Regions from separate parts of the Homo sapiens genome. Here all the other regions are linked to region 2. Evidence: chromatin contacts called from ENCODE Hi-C or POLR2A ChIA-PET data. All regions are on one chromosome and are shown on one strand. The core of a region is the stretch at or near the end of the contact, and the rest is flanking DNA. Distances in the headings are between cores, read along the strand shown. Region 1 holds the start of TMEM53 (transmembrane protein 53). Region 2 holds the start of MAST2 (microtubule associated serine/threonine kinase 2). Region 3 holds the start of PLK3 (polo like kinase 3).

The links. A loop is a pair of places that touch in the nucleus more often than their neighbours do. ChIA-PET counts read pairs that join two places held with the same protein, here RNA polymerase II (POLR2A). Pooled maps may share reads with other maps.
Region 1: a loop to region 2 is called in a pooled map, with 9 times the contacts of the local background. The contact joins the promoter of TMEM53 here to the promoter of MAST2 in region 2. A Hi-C loop is called at or near these places in 1 of 37 single-sample maps with no recorded cell type and 6 of 50 pooled maps. POLR2A ChIA-PET finds 5 or more read pairs at or near these places in 1 of 52 experiments (activated B cell).
Region 3: a pooled map shows a loop between it and region 2 (5-fold over the local background). The contact joins the promoter of PLK3 here to the promoter of MAST2 in region 2. A Hi-C loop is called at or near these places in 4 of 50 pooled maps. POLR2A ChIA-PET finds 5 or more read pairs at or near these places in 2 of 52 experiments (OCI-LY7 and activated CD8-positive, alpha-beta memory T cell).

The regions. Positions count from the first base shown.
Region 1 is chr1:44,672,552-44,676,028 of GRCh38, forward strand. TMEM53 (transmembrane protein 53) reads right to left here and starts at 1,930. Exons shown (of 3, transcript NM_024587.4): 1 at 1,780-1,930. The coding sequence starts at 1,840. It overlaps ARMH1 (armadillo like helical domain containing 1), which reads left to right and starts at 2,163. Exons shown (of 12, transcript NM_001145636.2): 1 at 2,163-2,322. RefSeq lists an enhancer at 1,374-1,875 and silencers at 1,643-1,782, 1,933-1,982, 2,053-2,102.
Region 2 is chr1:45,801,617-45,805,227 of GRCh38, forward strand. It overlaps MAST2 (microtubule associated serine/threonine kinase 2), which reads left to right and starts at 1,996. Exons shown (of 29, transcript NM_015112.3): 1 at 1,996-2,456. The coding sequence starts at 2,280. RefSeq lists a silencer at 1,824-2,263.
Region 3 is chr1:44,798,454-44,801,654 of GRCh38, forward strand. It overlaps PLK3 (polo like kinase 3), which reads left to right and starts at 1,924. Exons shown (of 15, transcript NM_004073.4): 1 at 1,924-2,220; 2 at 2,387-2,494; 3 at 2,583-2,699; 4 at 3,169-3,201. The coding sequence starts at 2,011. RefSeq lists enhancers at 928-1,596, 1,281-1,340, 1,391-1,780, 2,551-2,600 and a silencer at 1,881-2,160.

The DNA of each region.
Region 1 (3,477 bases), core at 680-3,179, 1.1 Mb before region 2:
CCCAGCTGCCTCCAACAGGCTAGAATGTTTGGGCAGAAGCATCGCCCCAGGGAAGGGTCTGCTAGCAATGGAATGCACTCATGCCAACAGAGGGAGGCAGGACAAAACAGTCTCTGAGATTTCTTCCAATTCTAAGACCCAGCCTCCTGGAGCAGCAAAGGGAGCCATGGGATCCGCCACTGCACTCCGGCCTGGGCGACAGGGGAGACTCCATCTCTTAAAAAAAAAAAAAGAAAGGGGGGCTGAGGGGGAACCACAGGGGAGCAATGCAATGGCAGCACCTGCACTGTGCCAGGGACACACATCCAAACGCTACCTCGTAACCCTCGCAATCCCACGAGGAGGTAGGCACTAGTACTCTTCCCATTTCACAGTGGAGGAATCTCAGGCTCAGGGAGGTTCAATAGCTTGCCAAAGACATATAACTTGTAAGACATGGAGCTGAAATGTGAACCAGGACCACGAGGCTGCCCTCCTGGCCGTGCAGAAGGCAGCTCCAACCCTTTGCAGCCGAAGACTCTCCAAAGGAAATAATATTAACTGACTTCATGGCTTGCTGACGCCAAAACGTGTCCAAAGTATTTTTACATCTATAAACCCAAAAGCGCTAAGCCAGCAGATCCAGTTCTAGGGAAAAACAGCTGGTCTGGGGCCATCTGTTCTGCGGGAGTCTAAGGGCTGCCCTCTCCTAGACTCCAACCAAAGAACATGAGATGCTACGGGAGGGATCTGGGAAGGCTCTCCTTAAGGAGGTAAGTTTTATGGAGAGCAGAGTATAAGATCAAACCTTTGCATTAGAAAGATCACTGTGGTAGCAGTTTAAGAGGCTGGGCTGCAGGCAGTGAGACAGGAGGCGTGAAGGCGATGCTGGACTAATGCAAGTGAGGGACACGCTGGCCTCAGGCTGATCATACTTCAAGGCCCTTCTGCCAGAATTCCCAGAGAGACCAAACTTTCCACTCTCTGGACCCCGATCTACTCACACTGTCATGGATGCGGGCCTGCTGTCAATCCTAATTTTGTGGAGAATCCTACATGTCTTTCTTTAATGTAAGGAGAGAAACAATGCTGATCGTAAATGCCAATTACTGAACTCACTCCATGCCAGGCCCTTTACACAATCTCCAGATGGCCCCAACAGCCCTATGAGGAAGGTTACTATCCTTATCCCGGTTTTGCAGAGGAGGAAACTGAAGTTCAGAGAAGGTAGCTTACCAAAGGTAATCCAGCTCCTAAAGGAAGGAGTCAGGATTTCAGTCGAGTTCTACCCGACGGCAGAGACTGCACTGTTAACCACTGCCGAGAAGAGTGGAGAGGGACGGCTAAGGGTTCTGAGTCCCGGGCTTCTGCGAGGATCGGTGACCCCGCGAGCCTCCCCCTCCACGCCTTCGGGAAAATAATAAGTGATAGGCTAGATGTGGGAAGCCCAATCCCAAACAAAGGAATCAGGAGGGATCCAGCTTTCGGCAGCCTTCAGCTATGAGAAGTGATTAAAGGGCATGGACCTGAGCACCCCGGACAGGAAAGACAGAAAAAGAGGTCCCAAGCGAGCAGCTGACTCGGGCAGAGGCGGGGCTCGCCAGGGAGGAACACTCTGGGGCGGGACTTACGAGGGGCGGGGCTCTCTGAGCCTCTCTAAGTCTAGGACCTGCCAGACCCTATGAGGGGGCGGCCCGAGGGAGGGCGGGGCCGCATGAGGGGCGGGGCTACAGCTGCGCTCGCAACCCACAGGTTCATGAGGTCACCTCCCCGCGCCTGGACCCAACCCTCATTCCATACTCTGGCTCCAGCAGGGCTGATCCGGGATCTCGATGGTGTAGTCCAGCTCTGCCGAGGCCATGGTGAAGGCGCCGGCCCAGAGCACGGGTCTCCAGCCGGAACTCCCGCTTGCGCACCCGTGCCTCACCCGGGCGCCTCCTGGGCGCCGCCCAATCACCACACACCTCCCCCAACACGGCCCAATCCCTGCGCCGCGCTCTGTGACCTCCCGCCTTAGCAACCACCGAGTCTCTTCCAGAGCCTCTCGCCTCACCCCACTAGCTCGGCCCTAGCAACCATGCCCCGCCCCTATTACTGACCCGCAGCCATTGGCTAATTCGCTTGATCTGGATCAGGTATTGGTCAGCCGGGGCGCCGGTCAGGAAGAGTCCCCACCCTCTCATGTAGGTGAGAGGCGGCTGAAGAGTTGCTGTATTCTGGGAATGGGCAGGGTCACTCGTCCGAACAGAGTCCTATCCTACGCGGCGGAAGAGTGTGCCCTTTGACTTGCATCGTCTACCTACCTCTGCCATCCTCTACCAGCCGCAACTGCGAGGGCTGGAGGTATAAAACCGTACAAAACGGCCTAGGGGGCGCGTGCCGACCCAACCTCCACCCAGTGGGGTTGAGGCATATTCTGGATGGATGGATGGATGGATGGATGGATGGGTGGATGGGAAGCAGTCTTCAGTTGATGACTTTAGAGAATGCCCTGTTGATAGGGCCCACCGAGGAGCTGGGAGTGCAACTTTCTTGCATTTATCTATATTTACATACTATGTGCCAGCATATTTACATACTATGTGCCAGAGACTGGGTGGGCTAAATAAGGTTCCTTAGGCCCTAGTGAGAATCAAGCTTTTGGCCCTCCCTCTCCCATGTCTTAACGGGAGAGGGAGAGAAACCATGCATGAAGCAACTCTGATTCTGCGTGTGAGATAAATACTACAGAAGAGTAAGGATTTGAGGAGCTCAGAATCAGAGAAGGGGCATTTATGGCAGTGGGGTTGGCTCTTGAGCTGGGCCTTGAAAGACTTTTAGAGATAGGGAGGGGGAAAGACTCTTTGCATGCCAGGCGCGGTGGCTCAAACTCGTAATCCCAGCACTTTGGAAGGCCAAGACGGGAGAATGGCTTGAAGGAGTTCAAGACCAGCCTGGGCAACATAGTGAGACCTTCATCTCTACAAAATTAAAATTTTAAAAATTAGCCAGGCATGGTAGCGCATGCCTGAAGTCCCAGCTACTTGGAAAGCTGAGGTGGGAGGATCACTTGAGTCAGGAGGTCAAAGCTGCAGTAAGCCATGATTGTGCCACTGCACTCCAGCCTGGGTGACAGAGTGAGACCCTGTCTCAAAAAACAAAACAAAGAGCCCAGTGTGGTGTCTCACCCCTGTAATCCCAGCACTTTGGGAGGCTGAGGCGGGCGTATCACTTCAGGTCAGGAGTTCGAGACCAGCCTGGCCAACATGGCGAAACCCCATCTCTACTAAAAATACAAAAATTAGCCGGGCATGGTGGTGCACACCTGTAATCCCAGCTACTTGGGAGGCTGAGGCAGGAGAATGGCTTGAACCTGGGAGGTAGAGGTGGCAGTGAGCCGAGATTGCTCCACTGCACTCCAGCCTGGGTGACAGAGCGCGACTCTGTCTCAAAAAAAAAGAAACATTAGTGCAGGAACTGGATTGAGGATTGGGAGAAGGAGGGAGACCAGTTAGGAGG
Region 2 (3,611 bases), core at 746-3,245:
TCAGCCTCCCGAGTAGCTGGGACTACAGGCGCCCGCCATCACGCCCAGCTAATTTTTTGTATTTTTAGCAGAGACAGGGTTTCACCGTGTTGGCCAGGATGGTCTTGATCTCCTGACCTCGTTATCCACCTGCCTTGGCCTCCCAAAGTGCTGGGATTACAGGAGTGAGCCACCGTGCCCGGCCTCATTTAACTGTTTTTTTTTTTTTTTTTTTTTTTTGAGACGGAGTCTTGCTCTGTCACCCAGGCTGGAGTGCGGTGGCACGATCTTGGCTCACTGCAAGCTCTGTCTCCCAGGTTCATGCAGTTCTCAGCCTCCTGAGTAGCTGGGACTACAGGCACCCACCACCACGCCTGGCTAATTTTTTTGTATTTTTAGTAGAGACGGGGTTTCACTGTGTTAGCCAGGATGGTCTCGATCTCCTGAATTCATGATCTGCCCGCCTTGGCCTCCCAAAGTGCTGGGATTATAGGCGTGAGCCACTGCACCCGGTCCATTTAATTGTTTTAAGCAAGCAAGTAACATATAGGAAGAGTCTTGTGAGGGCTTTTTGAAGGATGAGTTTAAAGACAATGAGACTGGCATAAGTGAACCCGTTGAAGGCTTTCTCAGTCAAGTAGGTGAGGGAAGATGAAACTTGAGGTGGTGCCAATGGGACGGAAAGAGGAGGCAGATTGGAGAAATAGTGAGGTTATAGAGGCAATAAGACTTGTTCATTTATTGGATGTGAGGAAAGGACAAGGAAGGAGTCCAGGATGATTTCCAGGTTTCTGGTTGAGGCAACTGGATGGGTGGTAAGGAACTGGGACAGGGAATAGAGGAGCAGGCTGGTGACAGGCCGTAGAGCACATTGGTTATGTGCATCCTCCCGGCCTCCCAGAAGGAATCCATCACTTTTTCCACTTTTATAGGTGTTTCCGCACTGTCTTTCTGTCCGGATCTGGCAGACCTGGGTTTGAGTCCTGGCTCTGGACTTATAAGCTGTGTGATGTTGAGCATATTATGTAATTTGAGCCTATTTCCTCAACTGTAAAATGGAAATACAACTTACTTCTTGTTTGTGTATGTCTGAATTGAATGCACAGTGTGTGGTATGCAGTGGGCACTCCATAGTGTTGGCTATTTTTATTACTCAGAAAGGGGTCAGGGAAGAGGCCCAGGACAAATGGGTGAAGGCTTTAAGCAAGGCTTCTAGGTCAAAAGAGGAAAAACACAACATGTGGCAGACCAGCTGAAGCCAGAGGGAGGCCAGAGCTGAGCTACCACCACATGTTGCTGAGCAGATGAGTCACTGCAGGCAGCAGGTCAGGCTACCCAGGCCACAGCAGACTGGGCTGGGCTCTACACGATGACTTCATTGTATGCCTTTTTTGTCCTCTCCTCCTCCCAGAAGGAATCCATCACTTTTTCCACTTTTATAGGCGTTTCCACACTGTCTTACTGTCCGGAAAGAGCAAACACGGTGGAAAGGGACAGAAGAGCCAGAATTCCGTCTAGTTTGATCACTGATTTGCTGGGTGACCTGGTGCATTTCACTTCGCCTCAGTCTCTTTATCTGTAATATGAGAATGCGCAGATTTGCCTCCTAAGTGTGATGTGAGAATTAGGTGAGAGTTGGCAGGCACTAAATAAAAAAGCATGCATTAGCCTTCTATTCATTAGTTGTGTTATTCTGTCTCCTTCCTGCTCCCGGCCCCTCTCTCCCTAGTTCTTTGAGGACACCGATCGACTCGAACTCATTTTTGGGTCCCCAGCACTGAGCTTGGCCCAGCAGTTTCATGAATGGATGAATGAAAGATTCAATGGGAGTCCGCAGCCGCTGACGGCGCGCCGAGAGCCCCGCTCGCTTCTGGTCCTCCGACTGCGCGCCAGGGCCACGGGCGGGTCCTTTGCGACCGTTCGCTGGCGCGTGCGCGGGAGGCGGCGCGCGGCCGGAGGTGGCGGGCGGGCTCCCGGTGCGCGCGCGTGAGGGGCGGGGCCGGCCGAAGGCTGGCTGTAGGCAGGCGGCTGAGCCGGCGGCGGGTGGCCTGCCCAACGTGTGCTGGGTGGGAGAAGGCGAGGCGTCAGCGATGCTGTCTCTTCCGTGAGGAGCGCAGAGGAGGTCGCGGCGCCGGAGGCCCCAGAAGGCTCGAAGGCGCCGCGGGCTGGGGTCGGTGGCTTAGGGAGCCCGTCCGGCCATGGTGGCCGCGGGTGGTGGTTGGCGCGGCTGCGCTGCGGCCCGGGGCAGTGCGGAGCCGGGACAGTCGCGGCGCTGACGCCCGCGGGCCCCAGCTGCAGATATGAAGCGGAGCCGCTGCCGCGACCGACCGCAGCCGCCGCCGCCCGACCGCCGGGAGGATGGAGTTCAGCGGGCAGCGGAGCTGTCTCAGTCTTTGCCGCCGCGCCGGCGAGCGCCGCCCGGGAGGCAGCGGCTGGAGGAGCGGACGGGCCCCGCGGGGCCCGAGGGCAAGGAGCAGGTAGGGCGGGTTGGGATCCGGGAGGGTGAACCTGAATGGAAGCCGTGGGGGAGGGGATCTTCGGCGGGAGGACCCGGGCTGGAGCTTTGGAGGGGTGGGGTCTGAGTAGTTCGCGGGGAGGAGTGGGAGGTCTGGGGAGGCCGAGAAATGGGGAGTGGAGAAATGGAAGTGGTGGCCTGGGGTTGTATTGGAAATGGGGGTGTAGAAGAATGAAAAATTGGTGCAAGAGATAGTCAGGGGTTCTGGATGGGGCGAAAGGACGCTGGAATGTGGGCTGAGTGTGTGAGCTGCAACGAGTAGGCTTACTAAAGAGGCGTTGAGGAGTTATCCATAGGAGTAAATAGAGTAAGATGTAAGTCAATTTGATGTAGTGTTATCCTGTTTTCTAGAGGTTGTCCTTAAAATTGTAAAAACGGATGACACTCCCAAGCATTCTCTGATTTGGCCATCATTATACTTTTGTACCAGTGTGTTCACAATCATTGTTAAGGCTCTCTTTACCAACCATCTATTTCACAAGAAAGCACTTGTGAAACACCTGCATGTGAGCAGTGTTAAGCCCAATTTTGTGAACAGAATTCGTAGATATATGGTTTGCCTGCTAGTTTTCCACTGAAAACACATTACTGGGAAAACACAGCAGCATACAAATATTCATGGAGTTTCTGAATGAACAGGATATGTTTATGTAATTTATTAGTCAAGAGTAGGTGTATTTATGAGTAGGGGATAAAGGTCAGTTTTATCAGGCAGGAGAAGCTGCCACTAGTAGCGGTAATAAGTTTAGTGAAAGGAGAATAAGTAATCCTTGGTCTTGTTGGATTTACAGAAAAATGTTCTGTAGTAATGAACTCTAGTGACAGCTTTCCTTTTGTTCAGCTCTATTCGGGATCCTACTGACTTCATCCATGAATGTTTTAAGACTTCTTATAGGTCTCTTACCTCTTTTCTCTCAGATAAATTAGCATTTTCCTTAGACATTTTTTTTTTTTTTTGAGACGAAGTCTCGCTCTGTCGCCCAGGGGAGAGTGCAGTGGCATTATTTCGGCTCACTGCAACCTCCACCTCCTGGGTTCAGCGATTCTCCTGCCTCAGCCTCCCGGCTAGCTGGGATTACAGGTGCCTACCACCATGTCCAGCTAATTTTTTTGTATT
Region 3 (3,201 bases), core at 674-3,173, 1.0 Mb before region 2:
AGGATAAAGACCAGACTCTTGAGCAGGCACTTAGGGTCTTCCTGCCCATCCCTATCCCCAACTCCCCCTCAGTAATTTTGGCTACTAGTATTTCTCCACATCTGAGGCTATCGTGGGTCTCCCTTCAGTGGTCATGAAGGACAAGGTTGGAGAAGTTTGCCCTCGTGAGTCTGATGAGGGATTGGGTGGGATCCCTCTAATAGCATATGGAGGGGATGAAATGGGCATGAGACCAAAGGCCAGGAGAGCAGCAAGGAGCTGTGGCAATCATCCTGACAAGAGAGACTGTGGCCCAGGCCAGGGTGTGAGGGGAAGATGGAGCCAAGGGGATAGATATCAGAGCTATTTGGGAGGTAAAATTGGCACAAATTGGGTACTCAGCAAATATTTGTTGACTTTCCTGGCTACTCTTTCTAAAGTAGGCTCTTCATTTGCTCTTCTGTTTATTCTTCCTTCATAGCACTTTTCACAGCCTGCAATTACCTTGTTTATCTGCTTGCCTATTGTCTGTTTCCATCAAGCAGAATGTAAACTAAATGAGGGCTGCAAGCTTGATTAGTTTTATTCGAGATAGTGTCCAGCACTTAGCAGATGCTCTCAATAAATCTTTGAGGAATGGCATGGTAATTGATTGGCTGGCACAGAGGGAGGGCAGAGAGGTGAGAGACAAGGCCAGGAGGCCTGTGGTCCTGGGCCTCTGTCTCTGGCCCTGGGAAGGGTGGGCATTGCGCAGGGGTCTAGGGGTCCACGTGGTCCAGAGACTAGCTGCCCAAGTGCCCGTGTCTAGCATTTGAGAAAATGCAATTCCCAGCCAGGCAAGGTGGCTCACGCCTGTAATCCCAGCACTTTGGGACGCCGAAGCGGGTAGATCACCTGAGGTTGGGAGTTCCAGACCAGTCTGACCAACATGGAGAAACCCCGTCTCTACTTAAAAAAAAAAAAATACAAAATTAGCCGGGTGTGATGGCGCATGCCTGTAATCCCAGCTGCTCGGGAGGCTGAGGCAGGAGAATCGCTTGAACCTGGGAGGCAGAGTTTGCGATGAGCCAAGATCGCGCCATTGCACTCCAGCCTAGGCAACAAGAGCGAAACTCTGTCTCAAAAAAAAAAAAAAGAAAGAAAGAAAGAAAAAAGAAAATCCAATTCCCATTCACTTTCTGGCCTCTGGCTGCTGACCCAGGCCCGGGGGTATTTTCAGAGGAAGGGAATTGCGGACCCCGGAGGAACCCGAAATTTGCCCCTCAAGAGTGTAGAAGTGGGTAGCGGAAGATGTGGCCTGGAGCATGGTAAAAGCCTTGAAATTCCAGACTCTGCTTGACTCCTAAACCTGGCAAGGCAGCCCTCGGGCCAGGCAAGCCAGGCGCGAGACTGTGCCTTCCTTCCAGGCCCTAAAGAGGGCAGCACTGGGCCGGGCCCCGGGCGAGGGCGAGGGACACACGCGGTCCGGCACACTGAAAGGGGAGTGTCGGGTAACATGCCCGGGCAAAAGCGAGCGCCGCCCCTGCCTCTCCGCTGCTGGCTGGAACGCTGATCTATCTAGTTGCTGGGGAGACGCCCCCAGATGCCCGGGCCCCACTCGGACTTCAGCACACATCCCGAAGGATGGGGAAAGAAAGAGGCCCCCACGAGCGGGACTCGCAGTGGCCAAGGAGGGGTGAGAGGCGGACAGGGATCAGCTGGCCCCTGCGGCCTGGTTGCACCTGCATGGTGACTAGCTGCCGGGCTGCGCCCCGGGGCGCGGCGAGGAGGCGGGGTCTGGCAGTGCGTTGGGTGGGGGAGGAGCTTCTGGGTGATGTAAGGCCGGGAATGGGAGTGGCCTCTCCTCGACTCGCTGCTAGGAAGGGGGCGGGACTCTCGGTGACCAGACGCCGGGGAGGGGGCAGGCGTTCATTGATAAAACGCTGGGCTCCCCTGGGCGCCAGCGCAGCGTAGCAAATCCAGGCAGCGCCACGCGCGGCCGGGGCCGGGCGGAACCGAGAAGCCGGGACCGCGCTGCGACGCGCCGGCCGCATGGAGCCTGCCGCCGGTTTCCTGTCTCCGCGCCCCTTCCAGCGTGCGGCCGCCGCGCCCGCTCCCCCGGCCGGGCCCGGGCCGCCTCCGAGTGCCTTGCGCGGACCTGAGCTGGAGATGCTGGCCGGGCTACCGACGTCAGACCCCGGGCGCCTCATCACGGACCCGCGCAGCGGCCGCACCTACCTCAAAGGCCGCTTGTTGGGCAAGGTGGGCCGAGGGACGTCCGCGGGGTGGTGATGGTGGAGGTGGGGGTCCCGGCCGGCCTCTTTTCTGGCGCCGAGCAGGGCGTGGGCACTTGACCCCCAACGCGGGGACGCCCGCGGGCCAGACTCGGCCCCCCTGGAACAACCAGCCTGATGCCCCCTCTTCACAGGGGGGCTTCGCCCGCTGCTACGAGGCCACTGACACAGAGACTGGCAGCGCCTACGCTGTCAAAGTCATCCCGCAGAGCCGCGTCGCCAAGCCGCATCAGCGCGAGAAGGTGGGTCCAGGCTCAGCGGGCGAGGGGTGGGGTGGGGACGGTGGCATGGGAACCATGGAAGGATGACGACTCCGCGCCCTCATCGCAGATCCTAAATGAGATTGAGCTGCACCGAGACCTGCAGCACCGCCACATCGTGCGTTTTTCGCACCACTTTGAGGACGCTGACAACATCTACATTTTCTTGGAGCTCTGCAGCCGAAAGGTGAAAGATGGTGATTCCCGCAGGGATGAGAGTGAGGGAGAGAAGACAGTCTTTTTTTTTTTTTTTTTTTTTTTTGAGATGGAGTCTTGCTCTGTTGCCCAGGCTGGAGTGCAGTGGCGCGATCTCGGCTCACTGCAATCTCTGCCTCCCGGGTTCAAGCAATTCTCCTGCCTCAGCCTCCTGAGTAGCTGGGATTACAGGCATGCACCACCACGCCCGGCTAATTTTTGTATTTTTAGTAGAGACAGGGTTTCACCCTGTTGGTCAGGCTGGTCTCAAACTCCTGACCTTGTGATACACCTGCCTTGGCCTCCCAAAGTGCTGGGATTACAGGCGTGAGCCACTACACCCAGCCGAGAAGACAGTCTTAAGACCCAAAGCTGGGGCCCTGTTTCTTCCTCAGGGAGCACAGATGGAGGGGGAGGGGGAGGGAGGGCTCACCAGGGGCTGAGGCAGTGGCTCTCTGCAGTCCCTGGCCCACATCTGGAAGGCCCGGCACACC